Regions from separate parts of the Homo sapiens genome. Here region 2 is linked to region 1. A link is a contact called in ENCODE Hi-C data. All regions are on one chromosome and are shown on one strand. Each heading gives the region's core, a stretch centred on a gene start or an enhancer-like site at or near the end of the contact. The rest is flanking DNA. Distances are from core to core; before and after follow the strand shown.

What was found. A loop is a pair of places that touch in the nucleus more often than their neighbours do. Pooled maps may share reads with other maps.
Region 2: a loop to region 1 is called in a pooled map, with 2.2 times the contacts of the local background. The contact joins two enhancer-like sites. A Hi-C loop is called at or near these places in 1 of 168 maps with a recorded cell type or tissue (K562) and 3 of 50 pooled maps.

What each region holds. Positions count from the first base shown.
Region 1 is chr6:52,722,961-52,725,916 of GRCh38, reverse strand. No RefSeq gene overlaps it. Among named protein-coding and RNA genes, the nearest start is that of GSTA2, 39 kb to the left of the region's middle. RefSeq lists a silencer at 1,262-1,311. Within about 2 kb of position 1,301, at least 17 of the 41 ENCODE cell types and tissues checked have a DNase peak (open chromatin) inside an H3K27ac peak, as active enhancers do.
Region 2 is chr6:53,043,009-53,045,708 of GRCh38, reverse strand. All of the region lies in intron 1 of CILK1 (ciliogenesis associated kinase 1), which reads left to right. Among named protein-coding and RNA genes, the nearest start is that of CILK1, 17 kb to the left of the region's middle. RefSeq lists an enhancer at 1,083-1,637. Within about 2 kb of position 1,433, at least 5 of the 41 ENCODE cell types and tissues checked have a DNase peak (open chromatin) inside an H3K27ac peak, as active enhancers do.

The DNA.
Region 1 (2,956 bases), core at 52-2,551:
TGTCCTTTGAAACTTTGAATACAGTTGCAACATTCTAAGTCAACAGGGCAGCTAAGTATACCTAGCAGAAAAATTAGACTTTAACCTCAGAAATTGACAAAATCTTCTCAAGGATTATGGTTCCAATAAATACTGTTTAAAGTATTTTATTCATAGTTCTATTCAATAAAAGTTTATAGAGCACCTACTTTGTTCCCTGAATTGTTTTAGGCACAGAGAATGCCAGGAAAGACTAAGTCCTGAATGACAGGAACCAGAAGATCCAGTGAGCGAGGGTCTTAGTCAGAGGGAACAATGAGACAGGGTGTTGGTCAGGAACAAGTTGGGTGTGTTTTAGGTACACTAGTGTTGTGGGAGCAAGGCGAGGAAGTATTGAAAGATGAGGCCAGCATGGGTGTATTAGTTATCAATTGTTATATACCAACTCACCCCGAAGTTTAGGGACTTAAAGCAATAAATATTTATTATCTCACACAATTTCTGAAGGTCAGGAATCTGGGAGCAGCTTAGCCGGGTGGTTCTGAATCAGCATTTCTCAGGACGCTGCAATCAAGTCACTAACAGGCTGTGTCAGCTGAGGGCTTGACTGGGATCTGTTTCCATGATGGCTCACTCACATGGCTGTTGGCAGAGGCCTCAGTTCCTCTCTGAAAGTTGGCAATACATCTCACTTCTTTGGCATGCCTGCTTCTGTGTAGGACTGCTTGAGTGTCCTCAGGACATGGCAGCTAACTTCCCCTGGAGTATGTAAGCAAGAGGGAAACTACAATGTCTTTTATGACCTAGTATTGGAAGTTACACCTCTGATGATAGAGAAGGGCTGAGGACATCGCCTCGGGGGAGATAGCAGTTGGAGAAGAGAAGGCTGGGTGGAGCCAGCGAAGGCGTCTGAAGAGGAGGGGTCAGTGAAGTAGAAGGAAGTCCAAGAAAGTGTGGCATCATGAGGCCAACAGTCCGGCAAGAGGATGGAAGAGTGGACATTGAATTTGGTACCACGGAGGCTACTGCTGACCCGAGGAGAGAAGATGGGGACACAAGCCTGACTGGAGTGGGTTGAGGAGAAAATGGGACGTGAGGTAGAGGAGACAGCAGCTACCGGCAGCCGTTTTGAGAAATTTTGCTCCGAAAAAGGGCATATGGTTGGGACAGTAGACTTTCTCAGTGATCTAAAAGAGGAAGGGAAGGTTGAGTAGGCTGAGCTCAGTTTCATTTGCAATTGTGGAAAGTCACCTAAGAGTGGCTGAGTCTGTGCACTGAACTCTTTACAGCCACCAGGGAGGTCCCTTGGCTCTGGGCAGTGCGCCATCTGGTGCTCAGTCATGGAGTCAGCGTTAGACTGACACAGTAGGTTGGGCAATCCCTTTGCTGGAACAGAGACTTTTTTTCTCATAAATTTTAAATCCAAGTTGGAGTAAATTGCCAAAAGAACAACTAAAAAATGCTGACTGAAAGGCAGAGGTGCAAAGTTCTCCTCACTTCCTTTTAACCCCTTCCAATTTATTCCATTTTGTCTTTCTTATTCCCTCATCCTCTTCACCTTAATCCATGAGTCTCTCTGTATTTCCTTTTCCACTGTCCATTTCTATGACGCAGAATCTAACGATGCAGCTACAAGCCAAGAAACACCAAAGATTGCTGGCAGCCACCAGAAACCAAGAGAGAGGCTGGGAACAGATTCTCCCTTAGAGCTTCCAGAAAGAACCAGCTTTGCTGACCTCTGGATTCTGGACTTCTAGCCTCTAGACATGTGCAAGAATAATTTCTGCTGTCTAAGCCACCTAGTTTGTGGTAATTTGTTAGAGTGGCCACAGGAAAAGAATTCAACTACTTTGCAATAAAAAAAGGAATGAATACATAAAAAAGCACAGATGAATTTTGAAATAATTGTGCTGTGTGAAAGACACCAAACAAACAAAATACCTGCTGTATGCTTCTAATTATATAAACTTCTAGAAAATGCAAACTAACTCATTGTGACAAAAAGCAGATGAGTGGTATGGGGCCAGGCAGAAGAAAGGGATTTCCAAAGGGCATGAGGATGTGAATAAGTTCAGTATCATGATTATGATGATAGTCTCATAGGTGTATATGTGTGTTAAAACTTATCCAATTGAGGCTGGGTGTGGTGGCTCACTCCTGTAATCCTAGCACTTTGGGAAGCCAAAGCAGACGGATCACTTGAGGCCAGGAGTTCAAGACCAGCCTGGCCAACATGGTAAAACCCCATTTCTACTAAAAATACAAAAATTAGCTGGGTGTGGTGGCACACTCCTGTAGTCCCAGCTACTTGGGAGGCTGAGGCATGAGAATCACTTGGACTCAGGAGGTGGAGGTTGTAGTGAGCTGAGGTCACACCACTGCATTCCAGCCTGGAGGCAACAGAGCGAGTCTCGTCTCAAAAACAAAAACAAAACTGAAAAACTTATCCAGTTGTACACTTAACTCTGTACACTTTGTTTTTTTTTTGAGACAGTGTCTCGCTCTTGTCGCCCAGACTGGAGTGCAGTGGCCTGATCTCAGCTCACTGCAACCTCCTTCTCCCAGGTTCAAGTGATTCTCCTGCCTCAGCCTCCCAAGTAGCTGGGATTACAGGCGCCCACCACCACGCCCAGCTAATTTTTTGTATTTTTAGTAGAGATGGGGTTTTGCCATGTTGGCCAGGCTGGTCTCAATATTTCATATATATATAATATATTGCATATAATACATTATATAAAATACACATATATTTTAAAGTATCAATTATATCCCCTAATACAGTAATAAAACCAATAGATGCAAATAAACAATCACAAATCTATTATGTACATAAGCAAGCTGTACAATCCTTCTGCTCTCCAGCTGGTCTCTTCAGCTGCCTCTGTCCTTTGGAAGGCTTCCTTCTGCTTAGAAACAGGCCCAGGCCTCCACTGTCCTAACCTTCTTAGCCATGCACCCACACTCCTCAGAAGAAACC
Region 2 (2,700 bases), core at 184-2,683, 320 kb before region 1:
TGTGTCTCAACTTAGAGTGGGGTTACATCCCTATAAACCCATTGTAAGTTAAAAAATCATTGTCAAAAATACATTTAATACACCTAACCTACTGAGCATCATTGTAAGCCTAGCCTATCTTAAACATGTTCAGAACACTTACATTGGCCTATAGTTGGGCAAATTATCTAACACAAAGCCCATTTTATAATAAAGTGTTGAATATCTCATGTATATAATGAATACTGCACTGAAAGTGAAAAACAGAATAGTATGGGTGCTCGAAATACGATTTCTACTAAATGCATGTAGCTTTGGCGCCATTGTACAAAGTCAAAATATCGTAAGTCAAACCATCAAAAGTTGAGGACTGTGTGTATGCTATAGGAAAAAAATAGTTGAAGATAAAGAAGAAAAAGGGGAAAACAAATGCAGAGCCAAAATTGCTTGTGCTGTGGTCCAAATATACTTTTTGGGTTAAGGCACAGCCTGAATCCAATCTATTCCATAATACAGTAATCATGAAGTGGAGGAACCATGGTATATGATAGTGTTCTGTCTTCTCAACAAGTTGTATTAAATAAGTCTGCATTTGTATGTTTTGATCTAAGATAAAACATTTAAGATGCCTGTATCTTTAAAAAATTTCCCTTCTTCTACCATTTTAGGGATAATTGAAATTTTTAATCTATAATAATTTTAAATTTACATAAATTGCAAGAATACCAAAAGAATACCCATAGATCCTATCTTAGTCTGCCTGGGCTACCATACATAACATAGTAACATAGACTGGGTGTCTTAACAGAAATTTATTTTTTTCACAGTTCTGGAGGCTGGAGAGTCCAAGATCAAATGGTTTGGTTTCTGGTGAGGGCTGTCTTCCTGGCTTTTAGATGGCTGCGTTTTTCCTGTGTCGTCATTTGCTAGGGTGTGTGGGGGAGAGGTAAAAGACACTAGCCCTATTGTATCAGACCCCTACCCTTACGACCTCTGTAGCCTAATTACCTTTCCATAGGTCTGTCTCCAGATACAATCTCATTGGAGGTTAGGGCTTTAACATGTGAATTTGGAGGAGGGATATCATTCAGTCCATAGCATACTCTTTACCCAGATTTACCTGTTGTTAACATTTTACCCCATTTGTTTTCCTCGCAATGCACACAAAATTTTTGTTCTACCCACTTGAGAATAAATTGCATACATCATGGCCCTTTACCTGTAAACCCTTCAGAGTATATTTCCCAAGAATGAAACTATATTCTTACTGAATCACAGGACAGTAACTACAACTACAATAACTTTAACACAGATAAATATTTTTATCTAATCTACTGTCCATGGTTTCAGGATGAAACTGCTCCACCTCAGATCATCAGGCATTAGTCTCCTAAGGAGCACGCAACCTAGATCCCTCCCATGGGCAGTTCACAGTAGGGTTCGTGCTTCTGTGAGAATCTAATGCCGCCGCTGCTGATCTGACAGGAGGTGGAGCTCAGGCAGTAATGCTCACTCACCCACTGCTCTCCTCCTGCTGTGTGGCCCAGCTCCTAACAGGCCACAGACTGGTTTACAGCCCTGGGTTTGGGGACCCCTGCTTTATTGCATTTTCTTCTCCAGTACAGAATCCAGTCAAAACCTGTATTTTAAAAAATGGCATCTGGGTTCCTCCATAAACAAAACTCTGCCAACTCTTTCCACAAGTTCCCCCTTTCCCACCCCCTAATTTCAAGCCCTGCCTCTTAGTTTCTGCTTCTTGGAGTGCTAGAACCCCATTTGCCCTACAAAACACCTACTTTTCTCTTTTTTAAGACAATCTTTTATGAAGATTTTTCCTGCCCTCCCTAAGCCCAGATGGAATTAACCCAGCTGGAAACCAAGAGGGCTTTCTCCTTAATTCCCCTCCACATACTTGAAATATCTTAGTTTGTATTCATGAGTGGTACATATCTGCTTCCCCCCTCCCATCCACACCCCCATCCCCTGCCAGGAGACTCTAAGCTCTTTAAAAGAAGGGACCATATTTTATTGGTCTCTATATCCTCAGAGCTTAAAGATAGGATCTGTCACACAGAAGGTGCTTTATAAATATTTATTAGTCATCAATGGAATACATCACCCTAAAGAGCTACTGAAGGAGGTTGTAGGGAGTCTGATCCTGAAGAGTTTCAAGAAGGAAAATGCCCCTCCAACCAGAGGCCTTACAGTGGTTCTAGGGGAAAGGGAATGAGCTGAGGGTGGGTAGAGTGGGGCTTGATCTCTAAAAGCTTGTTTGATTCTGTGATAAAGCATGGTAAAATCAGGCAGGAGTTTTATATGTCTTAAGATTTTTCAAGCTCACACACGGCTTTCAGGAGAACACAGTCTGGATTTATTTATTTATTTTATTTTTTAATATATATATATATATTTTTGAGACCAAGTCTCACTCTGTTACCCAGGCTGGCGTGCAGTGGCGTGATCTCGGCTCACTGCAGCCTGTGCCTCCCGGGTTCAAGCGATTCTCCTGCCCCAGCCTCCCGAGTAGTTGGGACTACAGGCACATGCCACCACACCCAGCTAATTTTTGTGTTTTTAGTAGAGACGGGGTTTCACCATGTTGGCCAGGCTGGTCTCAAATTCCTGACCTTAGGTGATCCACTTGCCTCAGCCTCCCAGAGTGCTGGGATTACAGTCATGAGCCACTGCGCCTGGCCTATTTTTAAATTTTTAATCTTGAAC